Linked DNA regions of Homo sapiens: region 2 is linked to region 1. The links are chromatin loops, found by intact Hi-C in ENCODE. Cell type or tissue: chondrocyte. All regions are shown on one strand. Links, peaks and the distances in the headings refer to the core of each region. The heading gives the core; the rest is flanking DNA. Region 1 has its middle 190 kb from the start of REEP3. Region 2 has its middle 250 kb from the start of REEP3.

Region 1 (11,297 bases), core at 1,614-9,613:
CATACAAGTTCAAGGTAATACTGGTCAGGGGGCTAGAGCTGCTCTGCACCACCAGATCACCCAGGAGCCCAGGTTCCTTTCATCTTGTTACTTTGCCACCCCACAGAATGCTATCCTTGTGCCCTCACGGAAACAAAGCCAACTCATCATCACCACATCCTCATTCCAGCCTGGGAGAAAGAGAAAAAGGGATGTGCAAAGCTGAGGGTTCAGAGATGCCATTTAAGGGCCTGAGCCAGGAGGAGGTACGCCGTTCCCACTTGCTGCCGACCTGCCAGCCTTAGACACATGTCCACACCTCACTTCAGAGAGGCTGGGAAGTGGGCAGCCTGTGCCTAGGTAAAAATAAGGTAGTTCTTTGACCAAAGAAAGAGTACATGGATATCTGCAGATAAGTGGTGATCTCTGCTATGCTCAGTGTCACATGAAGGCCAAGGTGGATATATACAGGGTACATACAGGGTAAGACTGTATTTTTTCCAATGCCTTAATGCTACATACACCACTCGAATCTTAGATACAACTCTGGGCATTGGGGGCAGGGGGTGCCTGAAATTTAGCTGGCCAGTGTTTATCATATGATTTAAAACAAAAGCTCTGGCCAGATATGGTGGCTCATGCCTGTAACCCCAGCACTTTGGGAGGCTGAGGCGGGCAGATTGCTTGAGCTCAGGAGTTTGAGATCAGCCTGAACAATATGGTGAAACTCCATTTCTACTACAAATAGGAAAGAAATTAGCTGGGCATGATGGCATGTGCCCGTAGTCCCAGCTACTTGGGGGCGGGGGGGGGGCGGCGCCGAGGCAGGAGGATAGCATGAACCCAGGATGCCAAGGCTGCAGTGAGCTGTGACTGCACAACTGCACGACTGCACTCCCGCCTGGGTGACAAAGTGAGACTCTGTCTGAATAAAAAGCTCTGTCCAAATGAGACTATGTTAATAAATAAACAAGGCAATCAAATTGTCTCTCTTGAGCATCTGAACCAGAAATAGATTGAAGAATATGGTATGATAGAGCCGTAAGAGAAGGAGATGCAAAGAAGTCATGGAATCAGGCCGTGAGTCAGCAGCAAAGGTTGCAAGTTGCCTTGAGTTAAATAAATTCATGATGTGAGATAGAAATCATCACCAGGGCTGTGCCTGCAAACTCACAAAATAATTGATGCTCTCCTACATTTTCTATCCTCCCTTGCAGTGAGGTTAGAGCCATATATCTAGCTCTGGCCGGTGAAAGGTAAGCAGAAGCATCAAATGTCGCTTCCAAGTCAAGGTCACTGAGAGCCAGGGACCTCCTCCAGCTCTCCTGTCTCTTGTGCAGTGACTTTGGAAACCAAGTGTTAATATGGCAGCATTAGACACAGATGGAGAGGCATGGGGTCTCTGGGTAGAGGGGAATCCCTGCTGACTACATCATTTTATGTGAGCAAGAAATCAATTTTTGTTGTATAAAGCCCCTGAGATTTCAGAGTTGATCTATTGCGGCAGCTAATGGTTAATTATCCTGACTGATACAATAACCAAAATGTTTTAGTACTTCCCATACTGTAATTATTCTAGTGATCATAATTGCACAGTTGCAACTTGTTGAGAAACATAAGTCTGAAACAGTTGTTTACAGCTGGTGTTTGTCTAGACCATGGCAGTGTCCATTCTGATTGTGCCTATGCCATCTGACTTGGTAAAGATTTCTTCACACTTTGCCTTGCTCATAGGAAAACTATATACATGCGCCCTTCAACGTATTCTAAAGTGAAAGCTTAAAAGCATAAAATGTGTTTTAAAATTATAAGTTAGTTTTAGAAAGGAAAGATTTCTTTCCCTCACCTATTGCTAGCTTCATGGCTGAGGTACCTACAAAAGACAGATTAACAAGAGAAAAGCACATGAATGTATTTAATATAAGTTTTATATGCCACAGGAGGCTTCAGAAAGAAAGACTCAAAGAAAAGGGAAACCTGTGTATTTTTATGCTAAGTTTGATGAGGAAGTGGATAGCCATGAAGTACGACGATTGGGCAAAGGGGGTATGACCTATTGAGAATAAACTGGGAGAACTTAGCAAGAACTGTTTGTTTAGATTCTTTGTGTTTCTGTGTCTTCAGAGGTAAGGATACTCCTTTCCTCGGGGTATAGGGTGGACACTTCTCACATGACAATACTATGATCTGCTTCAGAGGAAAGTCAGAGAATTCTTTTATGACCTGCTTCAAAGGAGAAGAAAGGGAGAAGGTCAGAGTCCTTCCTGCTTTTGTTTTCTCAAATGCCAAGATGCTCTATGTTGAGGCAGCATGTTCTAAACTCCATCATCAGAAACTATACATTAATCGATCAAATCTATGAGACTATATACATGAGGCAAAAAGATAAAAAGCTTAAATACAAGGGAAGAAAATGAGACAAACTCTAGAAAAAAGGATAAAGAAATGAAATATTTATGTCTTAAGTTGCTAAGATCATGAAAAAAATTGAAAACAGAATTGTTATCTATCCATGTAAAAGCAAAAGCTTTATATTTAAGTACTATTTCCATTATTTTACTCTGAAATTATGGCATTTCAATATGGGATTCACTTTATCTTGTTTCCTAAATTATCACCTGTGCCTATTACTTGCACATCACTTAAATAAATTAAAAACTGCAGTATATATCATACACATTCCCGAAATTAAAATTTGTATTTCTTATACAGTTAAAAAAACAAAAGTAATCTAGCTACTACTATGTATTTGTTGTTGTTGTTGTTGTTGTTTTTGAGACAGAGTCTCGCTCTATCGCCCAGGCTGGAGTGCAGTGGCCGGATCTCGGCTCACTGCAAGCTCTGCCTCTCGGGTTCAAGCCATTCTCCTGCCTCAGCCTCCCAAGTAGCTGGGACTACAAGCTCCTGCCACCACGCCCGGCCAATTTTTTGTATTTTTAGAAGAGACAGGGTTTCACCATGTTAGCCAGGATGGTCTCGATCTCCTGACCTTGTGATCTGCCCACCTCGGCCTCCCAAAGTGCTGGAATTACAGGTGTGAGCCACCACGCTCAGCTACCATGTATGTTTTAAAAGACTAAATTCAACTTTCATTTGATTCTCTCTCTCTCTGTTCCTCTTTCTGTCTTTCTGCAGATAAGGTTTAATACTTTAGTATAAAGAAAATAGAACTTCTGTCATGTTGCTTTTGTACTTTGCATACTTTTTTTGCAATTATTATAGTATTGTAGAAGATATACATTATATCCTTGTGAATTCAAATGGCAGAAATATTGACTAAAATGTATATTACTCATATCAATTTTCCATATTCAATTTTATACTAAAATGATACTTTCATTTAATATGTTAATCATAACATAAAAGGCTGCACTTACCACAGAATATAGAAATATGAAGTTTAAATATATATTATATTATAGCCTGCTTTTCCCACAAGGCTAATAGCATGAAATCAATTTTTAATATGGAGGTAGAAATTATAAATTATTTTTAATGAACAAAAGAACAGAATCATTAACTCCCCAGCCATGACTTGATTTGGAAGTTGATTAGGGATCAAGTTATCTTCCTGAAACCTACCCTCCAGTGTAAAATTTCTATATTGAAAAATATGATGAACAACCTATTAAGGTTCTGCTTTTTATGTCTCTAGTACTTTGCTGCAGCTTACAACACACTTTTAAACACATAGGTTTTCTCAACAGTTCTGAGACAGAGAAGACCTTATCTTCTTAAGGTCCACGAAGACCTGGCAAACTAATCTTCAAGATGAATTCAGCCCACAGATCTATTTATCTATTTTGTGAAGCACACAGAGTTTTTCTTAATTCATTGCCAATATTTAAAAGTTTAGCACTTTCACACTATAAAAAAGAACTGGGCCAGGCACGGTGGCTCATGCCTGTAATCCCAGCACTCTGGGAAGCTGAGGTGGGTGGATCACTTGAGGTCGGGATTTCGAGACCAGCCTGGCTAACATGGTGAAACCCCATCTCTACTAAAAATGCAAAAAAGTAGCCAGGCATGGTGGCGCATGCCTATAATACCAGTTACTTGGGAGACTGAGGCAGGAGAATAGCTTGAACCCAGGAGGCGGAGGTTGCAGTGAGCCGAGATCGCACCAGTGCACTCTAGCCTGGGAGAAAGAGTGAGACTCCATCTCAAAAAAAAAAAAAAAAAAAAAAAAACACCACACGAAGAACTGGCTGTCCCAGTGACCCACATTCCCAGTGGCAACAACTGACTTGAGTCAACTTGGGTAGAGGATGCCCCTTTTTGGGAAGACTCTTTCTCTTCAGTTTGCCACAATCCCCACCATTCTCTTATACTCCCTAAAACTGAGATACAAAGTCAGTTGCCACTTACCATGTTTTACTGGGCCTCCCTCCCTTATAACGTGACTGCTTGGCCCGTGAGGTGTATGGGAAAACAGGCCAGGTCCTTCCAGTCACCCCAGGAACAGTGAGGATGCATTACTCATAGATGAGGCTTAGGGTATTTGCTGGAAAAGCATGCATCTGAGTTTGGAGATAACTTGGAAGGTTAAATACGGAAAAGACTTTCAAAGATCATCTCATTCAAACTCTTCATTGTAGAAGAGGAAACTGAGGTCCCAGAGGCTGAGTGACTTGTATCACATCACACAGTGAATTTACAGAAAATCCCAGCTTAAAGCCCAAGTCTCTTAACTGCTGGCTCCTATCACTGTAATAACAGAAATGGGAAAAAGAAACAACTAGAGAGAAAGGAAGGAGAGTGGGGACACAATCTCCCTTCCCCCTCTCCCAGGCTGTGGCAGGCAGCCAACTGGAGCTTTCTGCATATTTAATTTAAATCTTTGTCTGCCCTGGCAAGGACAAAGTACAATCTGTTTTATGTAAAAAGTCTTCCCTGAGGAAAGCCTCGGCCTCCAGCTGCGAAACTGATTGATGTTCTTCAAGTCCCCAGGAAGCTCTGCTGGGATCCGAGGTTGCGGTTTCCAAAAAAAGAGTCTGTGAAAAGGAAGCACTGAAAACAACAACAACAAAATTTCCTTTATTGTGTTTCTCTCAACCTGGGAGAATTAGACTAAAACAAGGAGGGGGGTGTTGGGACATGCAAATACAGACTGTATTTTAAAAGCAGATTTCAGAGTCCCAGATGGGAGGGGTTTGGGATGGCAAGCTGCTGCCAGAGGGAGACTGGAGTCTTGTCTAGAAGCTTTATTTGCATAGCAAGCACTTTGCTTTTACTTAGATTGCCTGTTCCAATCAATAAAGCTACTAAAATGTTCTGAAGATGCTTTATCCACACTTGAGGAAAGACTGAAAGCATCAATATCCAATAGTGTCACTAGTGATGTTTTATTTGGAATGTTTGGGAAATGTTCTAATAGAGATTAAAATCCATCTTATTTTGTGGGTTTCCTGATACTGTATTTTGGAGAACCAGATCTGGGGTGGCATTTCTTGCAAAACCAAAGCCAGTTTTGAAATCCAGTCTCAGAGTCATCTCTGAATGTTTCTGGATTGTTACAGCCAGGGCATCTCCTGCCAGATTTCTGCTCCATCCCATATGACATCTACTTTAACCTGAGGCCTTATGCACAGATAGCAACACTGAAGTGCCCCCAGAAGACCCAAAGAGGGCAAGACCACTACAAAAGTTTTGAGGATGATGGAAGTTTCACCCCGGAGGACTGGTTTTTCCCACTGGTCCCTGGCCCTGCCTGGGGCAGCCCGTGTATCAGGCTGGAAGGAGGGCATGGGTGACAGTGCAAGGTTCTGCCTTCACCTTCTGGCTCAGCAGCCAAACTTCAGTGTGAAGCCAGAACAAAGCTATTGCCAGGTCAGGGCTAAGGAGCTCGAGCCTGTCTTGGGGTGGAGCCAGGACCCAGAAACCACTGCCATGAGCCACCAGCTGGCTCTGATCCCAGGAACATGTGCAGCTGCTGCACAGGCCAGACTAGTCCTGAAGACTGTCACTGTGCCAGCCCCTCCATTAGGCCTCCCGGTCTCTGCTCTCATCAGGCTCACACCCAATGCCCCGTGTGTACTTTGGCATCTGCCTGCCTTTAGATGTCCTGGGATGACTGAATAAACCTTCAGAAAAGCCATGTGACCTGCTGATTCTTATCTTTCTGGACATCACACCTTTGTTCTAAAACTCCTTAGAGGTCAAAGTGTATAGATCCAAATCTCTGAAGTTCCTTGGTATGATGAAAATGAAGGAATAAACAATTTCCCTTAACTCTGTGTGGTCTAATTTAAGGGCCTTTCATTAGTACTCACAGGAAAAACACAGGCACCATGGCAGCGGAAACAGAAATCCCTCCCCACATGCCCTGATGGTGGGGGCAAAACCCATGAATGGCCACATTCACAGCTGTTTCTAGAAGTGCTTCCTGGTATCGTGGGCATTAAGCTTCAGTAATAAAGTTAACAGCAATACAGTCATACTGGAAAAAGGTCAAAAGGAGGAAAACCTTTATTTAAAATATTATGCTGTTCTTTTTACAAACTAGGTCATCTTCTGTATCAGTAGCTATTCCTCAAGGCATTCGGTCCCACTGACCCTTTAAGAACTTATTTTAAAAAATCGGGCTGCTTCTTACCCCAATTTTGTTTCTTCCCAAATGTGTTAGGCACTCTCCAACCTGGATACAAATTCCAGCATTTTGACAAGGTGTACCTAGTCCTCTTCAGATTCTCTTATCACCAGGGAAAGGCCTGTACAACTGCTCAGTAAGCCTTGGCCGTAAGGTATGCTCCCTAATACAGAATAAAGGGCAGGATGCCACAGTGCGGCCAGCAGGCTCAGTCCCATGGAGAGCAGCCCAGTACGGCTTAAGCTGTAAAGACAAGTAAGACAAGGTCTCTGTGCTCAGGAAACTGGTAATCTAGGGGAGGCCGTGGATGTGTTGCTTAACAAGGTGATAAGTGCATGCTAGCAGTGTGAACCAAGTGCCATGGGAACTCTGAGGAAGCAATGATTAATTATGCAGGGTATGGGGATTAAAGATCTGGGAATGTTTTCCAGAGAGAGAAACAGTGGAGCTGAAACAGATGATGAGCAGGCTTTGATCATGACAAAATTTGGGGGACAGAGTGCTCAGCAAGATACATTCCAGGAAGACGCATGGTGCAAAAGTCTTCCAGACACTGAAAGCTTTTGTTACATGAAATGCTTGGAGCACAGCAGGTCATCCAGGACAGTTGGAGTTTACAGTATAAGGTGGAGGGTGACACGGAAAGACCAAATAGTTGGGTTGGGCCAGATGGTGACTCTCGGACAACCAACTCCTTGGACTTTACCCTGAAGGCAGTGGTGAAGCAGATGAAGGATTTTAAGCAACTGGCTGGGTCAAGGGTTTAGTTTGGTGTATGACAAGCAAAGTTGTCTAAAAGGGACTCTGGGAGGTCACTTGGGGTGGCTTGGACAAGCCAAGTGGAACAGGGGCTTCCCCCCTTCTCCCAGTGGGGTGGGCTGCCCTAAATTTAGCTTCCCACAGAACTGGCAGTTTCTTTCCCACCCTACTCATATGAGCTACCACTCTCCACAGTCCTCAAATCTCCAGAACTGGAAAGCTGGCTTTCCCAGACAACTTCTCAGAACATCTAACACATAACTCAGACTGCCTGGTGCCCCAGTACCTATTTCCATCCCCACTGATAAGTTGTTCTGATCCTCTCTCCACATGGAAAGCAATAAGGAGGTAGAGTCCTTCCCCTAAAACATAACTTGCCATATTCTAAAAGATTCATTTTCTTGGATTCATGAAAGGCTGGGAGATTGTAGATGACTCTTTTGCCTGCTGACACTTGCTTTGTATGTTTCTACAATAAAGCCTGTTTCTAAATTCATACCAAGGGGTATTTTGGAACGCCTTCTGATCCTGGTGTTTTCTGACCAGGGTGACTATGAAGGAACCCACATTGTACCAAAGTGGGATGGCCTAGGAATGGAATAAGTCATTTCCCCATTGTTGATTAAGACTCTTTGTGTTGTAACAGAAAATCCAACTAAAACTGGCTTTAAAATTGAAGGGAATTTATTGTTTCACATAATTGTTAGGGTGGGCATAGAGTAGTTAATCCAGTGTTTTAATGATGCTATCAATGGCCCATTTCTCTCTCTCTGTCCTACCTTCACTAGTGTCAGCATTTTTCTTTTTCTTTTTTTTTTTTTTTTTTTTGAGATGGAGTTTCGCTCTTGTTGCCCAGGCTGGAGTGCAATGGCACTATCTCAGCTCACTGCAACCTCCACCTCCTGGATTCAAGTGATTCTCCTGCCTCAGCCTCCCAAGTAGATGGGATTACAGGTGCCCGCCACCACACCCGGCTAATTTTTCTTGTATTTTTAGTAGAGATGGGGTTTCGCCATGTCAGCCAGGCTGTCTCGAACTCCTTACCGCAGGTGATCCGCCTGCTGCAGCCTCCCAATGTGCTGGGATTACAGGCGTGAGCCACGGCGCCCAGCCATGTCAGCTTTTTCCTTTTTTTTTTTTTTTTGAGATGGAGTCTTACTCTGTTGCCCAGGCTATAGTGCAGTGGCATGATCTCGGCTCGCTGCAACCTCCACCTCCTGGGTTCAAGTAATTCTCTGCCTCAGCCTCCCTAGTAGCTGGGATTACAGGCACCCTCCACCACACCTGGCTAATTTTTGTATTTTTAGTAGAGACGGGGTTTCACCATCTTGCCCAGGCTGGTCTTGGACTCCTGACCTCGTGATCCACCGGCCTTGGCCTCCCAAAGTGCTGGGATTACAGGCGTTAAGCCACTGCGCCCAGCCGTGTCAGCCTTTTTTTAAGGCTGACTCTCCCAATGGTTGTAGAAATGCTGACAGTCACAATCAAGTCTCTAATAGTTACATCTGATGGCAAAGAGGGCTTCTAGACCAGCATTCCAGCCAGTGTCCTGAGATTCACCTAAATCGAGTAAGTTTAATTGACATATTTGTTGTTGTTGTTGTTGTTGTTTTGAGACAGGTTCTTACTCTGTCACCCAGGCTGGAGTGCAGTAGTACGATCTCAGCTCACAGTAACCTCCACCTCCCAGACTCAAGCAATCCTCCCACCTCGGCCTCCCAAGTAGCTGGGACCACAGTCACCCGCCACAATGCCTGGCTAATCTTTGTATTTTTTGTAGAGACAAGGTTTCACCATGTTGCCCAGGTTGGTCTCGAACTCCTGAGGTCAAGTGATCTGCCCACCTCGACCTCCCAAAGTTGTGTGATTACAGGTGTAAGCCACCACGCCTGGCCCTTAATTCACACATTTATGCTCACATCAACTCATATATTCATTGAACAAATATTTATGGAATACCTACTACATATTAGCCACTGTTTCAGGTTCTGGGACATTGAAATCACCTTGAATGACTGATTAGCTTAAAGCAATTGGTACCCATCACGAGCGCTAGGAGTGTGTTTAATTTCCCCCAAAGCACATGGACTGTATAGGGATGGAAGTGGATCCTTAGATAAAGACTTCTCTGCTACCAGGAAAGGGGGAGGAGAGAATAGATACTAGTTTGGCATCAAGAACACCTAATACAGGCTTGCTCCTGAAAACGCAGTTCCAGAACCAGCATTGTTGGCATCACCTGGTAATTTACTATAAATACAGAATCTCAGGTAGTGCCCCAAGTCTACTGGATGAGAATCTGCACTTTAACGAGATCCCCCGGTGACCTCTGTAAACATAGAACTTTGAATGCACTCATCTACAGGATAGATGAAAACAGTGTTATGACTGGGGCTGGAAGAGAAGGAAGTTGGAGAACAAAACAGTCTCTGTACAGACACAAGTTGGGATGTGCTGCTCATAACGGTTCTCCAGAGGGAATCGTGCAGCTAGCCCCTCAGTCAGGGATGATTGTCCCAAAGGGAGATGCACCTACTGAGTGAGGCCAATTAGTGGATCATCCTCTGGGAATTTGAAACGTAAATTATGAGAAACAGATACAGAAGGTTGTTGGAGCAGGGTTAGCAGTCAACAGAACCATAGAAGGTCTAGAAGTACCTAATGAGGGGCCCCCAAAGTGCTCTGAGGCTTAGTTATTATGCACCTCCTTTTATTCAACCATCCAATATTCCCTTTTTGGCTTATGTTAGTTAAAAGGGGTTTCTATTGCTTGCCATTAAAACAAACCTTAACTTACATAGCTTTGACTTTATCGGTATAGTTACCTACTGAGGATGAGATTGGTCTGCCTTGAGGAGGTCACCAAAGTTAATACATTTCACCAAACAATGTCGGAGATGCTTTAGTTGCTTTTCTCCTCAGCCTCCAAACTTAATCGCCAACACAAGCCATGAACACTGAACTGCATTCACAGTTGACAAAGCCATTTTTACACAGTATATTTTAAAATTCTACATATTTTGAAAATGCGGTTTTCATAAGAAACATTCCATTGTTGGTTACCTTCTGTGTATAAATGAATGTATCTTTCTAGAAAGATCCATTCATGTGTCCTCTTTAATCTGACCATCTATTGTCAACTTTTTCAAATGCAGCTGTCTTTTATAAATGTATCTACCAAATAATTGAATTGTTGTGATAGCAATTCTTTTTCCTTTTACACGTGCAATGTTTTCAATCAAATGTTGCCTAATAGCTAGGCTGTTTGGAAATTAATAATCTAAATAGATGGGAACAACAATATAGGTGTTTAAAGTTTAATTATTCCTTCAGGCTCATTGTGAGAATATCAAGGCTTTATTTATTAGTCTGATTCTATATTCCTTGGAGTATTTCATCTTATTCTACAACACTCTCCTTTTCTTCTTTTAAAAAAATACAACAAAACAATGAGGAGGTCAAATCTTATAAGGAACAAACATGACATCACATAGGGAAATGAGTCACTGTGCATCATACTGGGAACTGAGTCAGGACTAAACTGACTCACATCTTTCTGGGCCAAGAACCAATTCTAGTTATATCATGCTGGAAAATGACTCATTTACTACCTTTATTAGCTCCCCTCAAGATCAAATCAACAGCAAATTGGAGTAGGTCTTATGAAACTCAAGTGGCTCTGCTTGAGCCATTACTCTCTGCTGGTACACAGAGGATTTCTGTGTCTGAAATTAACTGGTTGTTTTGCCACAAGAACTCAAGCCCAGCCTTGCCAACAGTGTGTTGCACTTATCTGAGCTAACCACATCTAAACATTAGCATATCCATAATCTTTGTAGTCTCTACATGTAAGCAATTTTTAGATAATTGATTGAAAGCCTATCATTACTTATATAATAATCGTTGTAGAAAATAATCTGAAAAAAAACAACTACCCAGTTAGTGCTTTCATCAATAAAAAGTCAAAGCA
Region 2 (11,297 bases), core at 2,208-10,207, 54 kb before region 1:
GTCCACAAAGGATTTGAGCCTGTCTAATTTCACTTCCAAAAATTTCAAATTCTCTTGCATGCATACTGTGCACAATATTATTTTAAGACTAAACCCTTTTCCAAAATGTGCTTAACAATGTTTACTTGGGTTTTTTCTCCATTAAAAGAGGAGAGTGACATATGTATAAAGAAGGATGCAAAATGAATGCAGACTGGATACGGGTGAGTTCCAGCCAACTGCCACCCTTTCTCCTGGCTTGATGGCTAATCACCAAAATACATTCCTGAGCTGTTCTCTCTCCTCATACATTCATTTAAGAATGAATTCACTTCTGTTTCAAGTTGTCCCATTTGGGAAAATCTAGATTGCATCAACAACAGCTTGAAAAAAGAATTGAGAGGAGTAGAAAGGCAAGAAAGAAGTCCTACAAATTAAAATAATCTTTTTAAGGTCTAAGGCAAGAAAGAAGTCCTACAAATTAAAATAATCTTTTTAAGGTCTAAGTCAAGAAAGAAAGCTCTGGCTCTCAGTGTACAGTCAGTCTATGCAAGGAAGTCTTTTTTGTATTTAGTAACCAAACATTTTAATAACATTAATTTGCTGTTAGTATGTAGAGCAACATCAAACTCCACAGTTGACATCTTTCTACTGACACAACCAACCACAAATCCTGGCTGGATTGTTAGCACAGTCCTGGACTGACATGTGCCTCATAGACCTGCCATGTTTTAGCTGGAATTCTCTCAGTACAGATGAGACTTATGTTTTGCAGAATTTTAAAAATAGAAAGACCCCAGGTTTTAATGGGTCTCCACTATACCAGCATCAATATTTTACATGATATTTCTTAAATATATATTCTTATAACATTTTAAATAATGAAGACTGCAAAGCTAGATATTTGGAAAAACAATATTTGGACCAATCAGGGCCTGAACCAAAGTGGAACCCAAGGGTCAAAATGAATCCCACTGATTTGATTCATTCATTTATTCAACAAACACATATCAAGCAACATCTCTTGGCAACTATTCTAGGCACTGTAGGGGATCTATAAAGCTCACAATGATCACACCCCAGGCCAAGCATGAGCCTATAATCCCAGGGTTTTAGGAGGCTGAGGTGGAAGGATCACTTGAGGCCGAGAGTTTGAGATCAGCCTGAGCAACACGGCAAGACCCTGTCTCTAAAAAAATTTTAAATTAGCCAGGTGTGGTGGCATACTGCTGTAGTCCCAGCTACTCAGAAGGCTGAGATGGGAGGATTGCTTGAGGCCAGGAGTTCAAGACTGCAGTGAGTAGTGAGCCATGATCACGCCACTGCACTCCAGCTGGGGCAACAGAGAGAGACCCAATCTAACCAAAAAAAAAAAAAAAAAAATGATTACACCCCAGAGCAGAGTGAAAAGTGGTACTACTGGAGAGGCATAAAGACAGTGCTCTATTCCCTCTGACAAGCCTATTAAAAAAGGACCTGATAACCTGAGAAATAGAAGTAAGTTCTAACTTCCTTCAGCCCCTACTAAGGTCAGGGCAGAGCAGGACATATGTAAACTCTGACCCAAAAACATACAATATTAGGGGTCACTGGTATCCTCCCAGAGGGATGCCAACATAGGTATCTGGCTAGAGGGGAAAGCTGAGCCTGCCTCAGGGAACAGGGCCTCTAGAAGTGGGGCCAGCCTCTCAGCTGTTCAGCCTTCACCTACCATGGAATCCCAGACACCAGGAAAAAATGATACCTTAGAGAAGAAGCCATTATAGACTAGAGGGGAATAGAAAAACAAGAATGAAGACCGATAAATTAAAACAATCTTTCCTCAACCCAAGACAGGAAAGGCTCATCTGGAGGAGGAAGGCTCTCTGATGGGTAGGAGAAGAAGGAGAATTATCAAAGTGAGCCCACCTCCTAGAACATTCTGCTTTGAACTGTGGGAAGAGATAAAGATAGAGAGAAGAATAGCTCAAGTGCTGATGAGTGACCAGGAGATTAAACAGCCTGAGGAACTGATGACAGGAAGTGGATTTTAAAGTAAAGACGATATAATTGAGCACACAGGCTCACTTGCCCTCAAACACACTAGAAAGAGTCAATTCAGTCTAAAGCCAAGTCTACCCAAGATCCCACTAGTCGCTCTTGCGAAAAATTCTGCCCCAGAGTTTCTTCTCCAGGCAGATCAGATGTGTGCCTCACAGGTAGGCAGCAGGAAGAAGGAGTTTCAACAGGTTATGAAGGGGGCGCCAAAAATCCAGCCTGTAGAACCTGTAAGTACAGAAGTCTCACACAAGAAAGGAAGACTAGAAGAAGTCAGGAGTGAATAGATTCACCAGCTGGGCGTTTGGGTTGTGAACGTCAGACGCTGAAGAGCTGGAAGAGAACAGAGAAGCCAGAGGTGGAGGCCCAAAGCTATCAGACATTGGGCAGAATTAACATTGAAAATGAAGGCAAGGCTTCGAAATACCATAAAATCATAGACCTACAGTAAGGGCCAATATCCCAGGGAACCTTCAGTGTTCAACTGAAACCACCAAATGGATCCATGACTATCTTGTCTAGCAAAGCAGATAACATCAGTCCCCATAGGACATAATCCCTGCATTTATGCTATCTTTGATTCAATCCCATCCTCCCTGGGTGTCTACCAGAAACATCTGAAACCCTTGTCAAAGTAAAATTCTCAAAAAGTTAAAAACATGATTCTCATACAAATATAAAATGAACATGAGTCAAGGATGTTATTTAATTCATTAATTAATGAGGAAACCAACAAGATGACAAAGCTTCTTCAAAGAGCATTTTGAGGATGTAGGTTTTCATAAGTATTTGGAACAATGTTAGAGCAAGATTACTAGGTTAGATACAAAACTGGCTAATGACATACAAGGCAATAAACCATAACTTTGGGGTTTTTTCCACTAAATAGAAATGATTTGAAAAATCTACATGTTAACGTGTAACTTCATTAAATCTGGAAACTAATTAATGGTAATGAGTGGGCTAAACAAACTTTATTCTCCTGCCTGGATAATTAAAAACTCTTTGGACAGGTCTGCTAAACTATGCTCCCATATGATCATAAAAGAACATATTACCAATCTTTCTGTCTCATTTCTGAGTTTTAGGTACTTTTTCTTAACTCCTTGATGCTTAATTTTGTAATAGAAGGTGGGTAAATCTTATTATTCACAGAAGCTAGAGAAACATCACCCCTAAATTTTTGAAAACTGGACTGTCCTTACAAAATTTTGACTTTGGCTTGACCTCTTAGCAAGAGGAATGGTGTGTGAGGAAAGAGAAGAAATTCTTGATAAGAAGGGTCAGCTAGATGGCAAAAACAACTAACCCCTGCTGGCCTCAGCCATATGCCAGCCTGCTAGATTTTGCTGACTATGTCACACTGAAATCTGGAGTTCACCTCTCTCTGAGCCAGATGAACCACCTAAGTGTGGTTTCCTGGAGATGATACCACTGCAGTTAGAAATCCAAATGCATCCCCTGCAGAAATAGAAGCTCCTCAGGAGAGTGAGAACAAAGACTACCCTTTAACTGTGACACAAAAACTAGCTTCAAGGTCCCCTGAAGAGAGCACTGGCTGAAGCAGGTGGCATGGCCCTTCAGGTGTGGCCTGTCCAGGAAAATGCAGTTGACACAACCAACTCCACACAAGACCAAGAGTAATTAACAACCCCATCTAGAACCTACCGTAGAAGGAAGAATCAGTGTCTTACAGTGCATATTCACTGAAACCAAAATATTTCCCCCTTTATTCTTGTATTTCATAACCTGTTTCTGTATATGAGAAAAAAAAGAAAAATGTCTATTATCTGTTAAGAAGGAGCCAAAGGGCTGGGCACAATGGCTTATGCCTGTAATCCTAACACTTTGGGAGGCCGCGGCAGGCGGATTCCTTGAGCTCAAGAGTTCAAGACCAGCCTGGGCAACATGGTGAAACCTCGTCTCTATAAAGAATACAAAAATGAGCTGGACATGGTGGTACATGCCTGTAGTCCCAGCTACTTGGGGAACTGAAGCAAAAGGATCACTTGAGCCTGGGAGGTCAAGGCTTCAGTGAGCCATGAGTGTGCCACTTCATCCCAGCCTGGGCATTAGATCAAGACTTGGTCTCAAAAAAATAAAATGAGCAAAAGGTCAGTAAGACATTTTCACATAAAGGCACAGAACTGTATCCTGGGAACAGGATTGACACAAGCATGAAAGTAAGGCCCAGGTATATAAAACAGGGGAATAAGATCAGATTGGTGGTTCAAATGAATTTTACCAAAGGATTTGCCTGGTATCTATCTGCTCTTGTGCTGGGCTGAGGTGGTGGGAGTAGGAAAGATAACCTGTGACCTCCTAAAGGTAAATATCAAAACCACAATGAGATATCATTTCATACCCACTAGGATGACTATAAGCAAAAGGAGAAAATGGAAAATCACAAGAGTTGACAAAGATGTGGAGAAACTGGAACTCTCACACATTGGTGGGAATACAAAACGGTGCAGCCACTGTGGAAAATAGTTGGGCAGTTTCTCAAGAAGTTAAACATAGAATTACCATATAACTAAGCAATTGCACTCCTAGGTATATACCCAAAAGAATTGAAAACAAGTACAAGTATATGAATGTTCACCTCAGCACTATTCATGATAGCCAAAGGTGGAAGCCAAATATCCATCAACAGATGAATGGATAGACAATGTGATATGCACATATAATGAAATGGAAAATTATTTAGCCATTAAAACGAATGAAGTATTGACACATGCTACAACGTGATGAACCTCAAGAACACAATGCTAAGTGAAGGAAACCAGACACACGAGGTCACATTTTGTATGATTTCATTCACATGAAATATCAGAAAAGATAAATCTATAAATACAGATACCAGAATGATGGTTGCCAGAACTGAAAGGAAAAGAGAGTAGGGAGTAGCTGATTAATGGGTACAGGGTTTCACTTTGGGATGAGGAAAATATTTTGGAACTAGATAGAGCTGTTAGTTCCACAATACTCTGGACGTGCTAAATGTCACTGAATTGTACACTTGAAATGGCTAATTTTCTAGTTATGTGAATTCCAACTCAATTTTTAAAAGTGAAACAGGAAATATCAGCAATGACAATAATGGCAAAGGTTCCAAACAGTAAAGCTCCAAGTCTGTACAATGACCTTCAAAATGTGAAAATATTCAGAGTAAACCAAAGTTTGGACAGAAGGGGGAGCAAGAAACACACAGAAATATAGAATTTATATGGGAAAAAAAGATTCAGAAAATACATTGATTTTTTTTCCAGGATCATGTCACCACCACGCTTCTCCTTGTATGAGTTATCTTCTGTAAAAATAGAAAAGAATAAAAAACCAAATCCCTCAATACCGAAAAAGAAATACTGAAGAATGATAGAATTTACAGCAGGAAGGGTTGACTGGAGAGATCATTCAGTCTAAACACCCTTATTTTGCAGATGGAAAAACCAAGACTCAGAGAGATGAAATGCCTTTCCCAACATCACATGGCAGAGCTGGACTAGCAACAAGGGGTTGGTTGGGGACTGTGCTTTCCGTGATGGAAGCTCCAACTGTGTTCTCTGTGGTTTTACGGTATTTTTTTTTTCTCTTGAATCACATAACTAAAATGTTTCCAGGCCTGTCAAGTCAGTGTCTGCCACCCCCTCTTCAGCTTTGCAGCACTCACAGCCAAGGAAAATCAGGTTAAAATTAACATCTCTAGAGCAACCATAAATGGAAAAGTCCCAAATATGCAGCCCATTGTGTCTAATAAGTCAGCAAAGTAAGGAGTACACTCTGCTTTGGTCCTGGGTGAAGAAATGGGTGACTGAAGAGTGCAACCTGAATGTCAACAGGGGCCACCACATCCTTTAAGAGTCAAACCAAACGGCCTGATCTCCTAACCCAGAGGCCTGTCTTCTAGATCATTTCTTCCAGCCCTTGCTTTCTGTACTCAAGGACTTAAACAAAGACCACTTCTCCTAAGGCCAGCTGTCAAAATAACATTTTCTCTTTCTCAGCTGCATGTATGCTCTGGGAGTCCTTTTGAACTTGCAGGCACATTCCTTTCTTCCCCTCCTCCCTACACCAGTAACCAGTGTTGACGAGAAGAGTCAAACTTCATAAAACATTTTAAGAGACTTATTCTGAGCCAAACATGAGTGACCATGGCCATGACACAGCCCTCAGGAGGTCCTGAGAACACGTGCCCAAGGTGGTCTGGGCACAGCTTGGTTTTATATATTTTAGGGAGGCCTGAGACGTCAATCAAATACATTTAAGAAATACATTGGTTTCGTTCAGAAAGGTGGGGCAACTCAAAGCGGGGGCTTCCAGGCTATAGATAAATTTAAACTCTTTCTGGTTGATAACTGGTTATCTGAAGACCTGGGATCGAAGGAAATGTTCAGGTTGAGATGAAAGATGTGGAGACTAAGTTTTATTGTGCAGAGGAAGCTCTCAGCAGACTTTACAGAGAGCAGGTTGAAAAATGTTTCCTATCAGACTTAAAAGGGTACCTGCCTCTTAGTTGATTATCTCCTGGATCTGAAAAGGAAGGAAGGAAAACAAAGGGGAAAGAGGATTCCCTACAGAATGTGGATTTTTCCCACAAAAGACTTTGCAGGGCAATTTCAAGGTATGGCAAGGAAATATATTTTGGGGTAAAACATTTTTATTTTTTCCCTTGTTATGCCAGAGTCAGGTTGGAAAGTAAGTCACGATATATAGGGTAAAATAAAACCCATCTGATGAGAATTTATGGCTTGTAGGGCATGACTCCCCAGACACCTTAGAAAGGAATTTGGGCAAGATAAAAAAAATCAGAGCTTAGTCCACACCAGCATGGGTCACTTCTTTGTGGGGCCACCTCAGAAAATGGGGCCAGGAGTAGAGACCCTAAAGGTGTCTGAATTCAAGATTATAACGCAAGTAAGTGGCAGTCACAGCCAGAACTAAACCAAAAGCTTCTTGCTCTGAGAGGATTACCACAAACTGAATGCCAGAACCTAACACATCGTTATTTAATTTTGCTAAAAAGGGTTATTTGCCTTCATTAAATTTTCAAACTTTTAGTTCCTGAAATACAATTTTCTTATTAAATTGTACCAATATACCACAATGTTATGCCAAAAAGGCCTCTCTCTCCTAATTATTTAATTTTGAATAAAATTCAGATTAACAGTGTGGGCTCTGGAATTTGAATATTTAATTTTCAGATCTCGGCATCGCCTATTATCTGCGCAGTCTTAGGCATGGTATTTAACCTCCCTGGACCTCAGTTTACTCATCCGTAAAATGAACACAACAATGAGCACCAACCTCTTAAAGCCATTGTGAGAAAAAAAAAAAAAAAAAAAGAAAACATTTAAAGTACACAAATGAGTTCCTGGCACATTGGAAAAGCTCAATAAATGTTACCTATCATTACCTTTCCCCAAAATGGGGCATTCTCCAATTGTAGAGAAGAATCTGTTCCCAGTCAGGAGTAGACTACTGCTGATATGTTTGGGTAACTGATCTTCAGGAACACCTCATGCCCTGACCTGTCTCTTCTGAACTTCCACAAACTCAAAAGGGATTCATGAGTCATAAGAGCCTGACTCCTATTAAGACTTTATTCCCTCTCCAACATCCTAGAAACCATCTGCTTGACTATCCCTAGCAACAGGAAACTCATCCCTTCCCCATGCTGTCCATGTCATTTTTGGATGGCTTATGGCTTCCATGCCTACCTCCATCCTGTGGGGCCATTCAGCAGAAGTCTCGCCAATTTCATATGCTTAGCCCTTCAGACATGTGAAGATGAGGTAGGAGGTGGGATTGACTCCAGGGGTGGGGCCAAGACACTGGACCAGATTGAGGACTAGCTAAAACAGGGCAGGGTTGGGGGGGAGGTGGCAAGGCAGCTTTCAATCATGCCCACCAGTGTGTCATGTCGCTATGGCAACACCCGGGAGTTACCGTCCCTTTCCATGGCAAGGACCCAATGATTACTACATCTTCCCTAGACATTTCTGCATAAACTGCCCCTTAATCTGCATGCAATTAAAAGTGGGTATAAATATGACTACAAAACTGCCCTGAGCTGCTACTTTCTGCCTACTCAGTAGCCCTGCTCTGCAGGAGCAGTCATAGAGCTGTAACACTGTCTCTTCGATAAAGCTGTTTCCTTCTACCTCTGGCTTGCCCTTGAGTTCTTTCTTGGACAAAGCCAAGAACCCAGTGGGCTAAACTCCACTTTGGGGCCTGCCTACCCTGCATCAAAGACAGTATCACATTCTGGGCTGAATACTTTTACATTCCCAACCTGTTACCCCAAGGGCCTGATTTAGAGTTCCCTCCACAGGAACTCCTGCTTGTGAATATGCCTCAGAACTGCCCATACCTCAAAGGGAGTCTGTCCAGAGAAGAGGCCACGGTTGGAGAGAAACGTAAAGAAGATAGGGAAGACAGGGAGACAAGGTATTTTCCTCATCCTTCTAAGGCCACTCCTTCACCCTCTTTTTCATCATTCTGTGCTCCTGAGAATCTTCAAAAACACGGCATTGGCTTTTTTCAAACATTTCCCAAGTTGAATGAAATGTCAGTGATCTTTCAATGAAGACCTATTGAAGCAATGTATGCTTTCTATGTGACTTTAGGAAGGGAGGAAAGAGAAGGAACAAAGTGTGTGCTCTAAGTACTACGTATTAAGCTCCATGCTGTCTATTTCTCATAAACAACAAACATAAGGGGCATTCTAATTATATTCTCCACTTTAAAGATGAGGAAACTGAGGCTCTGGGAGCTCTAGCAGCCCTCAATCACTGAGCAGTTGGACCAGGATGAACTCGGAAATCCCAGGTCAACTACCATGTGCTTTCTTTCTGTTTTAGACATGTCTTCCAGGGCCCATCACCAATGTGCTCAGACTCAGCTGCTGAGCAAACTGATGACTCACATTGAGCCTACAATTGCTGCCTTGACTGGGCTCCACCAAACTACCATAGCAATAAAGTATCTCCCTAAACCAAGGCTCAGCAAGGTACAGCCATGGGTCATACCTCACCACCACCTGTTTTTGTAAATAAAGTTTTATTGGGCCACAGCCACCCCCGTTTGTTTACATATTGTCTGACACTTTCACACTACAATGGCAGAGTTGAGTAGTTGCAACAGAGACTATATGGTCTACAAAACCTAAAATATTTACTATGTGGCCCTTACAGAAAAAGCTTGTCAGCTCCTGTCCGAGACCCACATTGGGCTGGCAAATATCTCATTACACCATAGACAATCCTAAAACCACTCTGAGAGGAACAGTAGAATCTTAATCCTTTCAACTAATGCTTCTCTCAATGAATATTTCTCCAATACATGTCTATGTGTCAGTACTTTTTCCACATTAACCATAATCAACTTTTCTAGGATAGGCTATCCTGCCTCAGAACTACCATATTACCTGCTTCAATCTTTATTTTCATGTGGTAATTTCCTGGCTGCCGTTAAGAGTTGGTGTGTGGGCAGTGGTTTCCATTTTTCCAGTATTCAGGGATATTACCTCTCCCACTGTGTGTAGGTTTGGTCGGACCCTCAGTCAAGGTGCCCCGCCCTTTCCCCAACCAAAGATAGGCTTGAGACTCAAAGAGCCCGTTAGGACTCCTTCCTCACAATTTCACATTTTGAGTAGAGTGACTCATAGACAGAAATTTCATTAGAGCTGCTTTATACCTCCAGCCATCCCCTTCCAAGATGCTTGGCTTCTACTGCTCTGCAAATTGCCCATTCCAAGCCTGCGTCTTCAGATTTTTCTTCAGTCCTGTCAATTCTTTTTTAAAGTAAGTTGGCCAAATCACTGTCTGTCACTTATACCCAGATACAGTAGGTCCAGAAAACCCTGCAGGGTAGGAGAATTTGTCTCTAAGGAGTTTGATTCCTTCTGAATAAATTAGGATTAGGAAAGGAAGCTCGTAATTGAGCCTATAAAACTCTAGAAGGCTTTTTAAATTCAATTTCTTAAATGGAAAAACATATATAATAAAAAGAATAGCAATGTCATGTCACAAATTTTTCTGTTCATCTCAATGGTTAAAGTTCAGCAATTTCTGGTTGCTAATGTAATTTTACTTCTCTGGGAGTAGCAGTTTAGTTCTTTGTGACATTTAGTAATGAGCACCATTAGATTGCTCCCTATAGCTTCTACCTGGGGACATTTGCCAGTCTATGTAGGCAAAGGGGCACATGAAGTCTTTTAATGCACCCAACATGCCACTGACAAGATACCAAAGAACAGTTCACCACTTCTGATTTATGACCCTCACACCAGAGGGTGTTGGGGGAGGAGAGGAACCAGAAGACCTAGGAAATCAGTGCAAACAATACAAAGTCTCCAGGCCTCAGCAGATGCACCCATAGCCTCTGGTTCCAACATCAAATGTCTGCCAGGCAGTGAGAAAGCAATGGGCCAGAGGAAATGAAAAATATTTCTGCATGAATAGAACTCTAAGAAGGGACTCTCAAGGTAATTTAATTCACCTACGATCTGATGAAGGAATCCCCTTCACAAAAACCCTTAACAGGTGGATGTCACTAAAGATGTCCAGCTGAATACCTTCAGTGATGGTGAACTCATTACCTTTTGGGCAGCTTGCTTCATTTTTAGACAGCACTATTTGTTGGAAACCTAACAACTCTGATTTGAAAGAAGCCACACAAAACCATGCTGCTCCCTCTTCCCTGTGGCCACCCTTTGCATTGATTTTGAATACAGTCAACATGCCTCACCTAAATCTTCTCAACTCTTGAGCTAACGCCCCCAGATGAACCAAATCATTTTTCACTTGACATGAATGTGACTTTTACTTCTCTGCTTATAAAGGGTATATCATTCAGGTCGTGGCAGGAGTTAGATGATGCACTCCTATTTGGGAACTTGAGTTTAATAAGGGGATCTTTTATAAAAGTGTGAGCAGAGTGTAGAAAAACTAAAAGGGATTGTGCCAAACCCCAGGGGTGTTACCATTCTGTCTTGAAAAAGCAAAGAAAGCAGCAGCACCTGGAGATGGCACAAACTGTGTCAAGAGGGTTGCCTGGTGGGCACTGTGAACTTTATTTACAGGTAGGGCCCTTTCTGGAAAGGGGCTGGTGGAATAAACACCCCTCCCTCACACATCTGCTTGACTCTAATCTGCCAGAGTTCTCCATTGGCCAAATTCAATTGGAAGCTTGAGGGAAAGAAAGCTTATCAACGTAATATACATGAGTTAGACTCCCGAGGCGCAGAGATGGGTGGTGAGTAGATCTGAGGGGCAAATGAG

What was found. A loop is a pair of places that touch in the nucleus more often than their neighbours do. Peaks named below come from ENCODE experiments on the same cell type or tissue, not always from the same donor. Only the 100,000 strongest peaks of a DNase experiment are listed, where the experiment ranks them.
Region 2: a loop joins it to region 1, with 2.9 times the contacts of the local background. A loop is called at or near these places in 15 of 110 quality-filtered maps.

The regions. Positions count from the first base shown.
Region 1 is chr10:63,707,075-63,718,371 of GRCh38, reverse strand. No RefSeq gene overlaps it. Among named protein-coding and RNA genes, the nearest start is that of REEP3, 190 kb to the right of the region's middle. RefSeq lists enhancers at 4,418-5,096, 10,260-11,297. In chondrocyte, for the core only: no CTCF peak of the experiment used is centred there; a DNase peak (open chromatin) is centred at 5,901.
Region 2 is chr10:63,761,633-63,772,929 of GRCh38, reverse strand. No RefSeq gene overlaps it. Among named protein-coding and RNA genes, the nearest start is that of REEP3, 250 kb to the right of the region's middle. In chondrocyte, for the core only: CTCF peaks have their summits at 4,978 and 5,214 (motif pointing right); no DNase peak of the experiment used is centred there.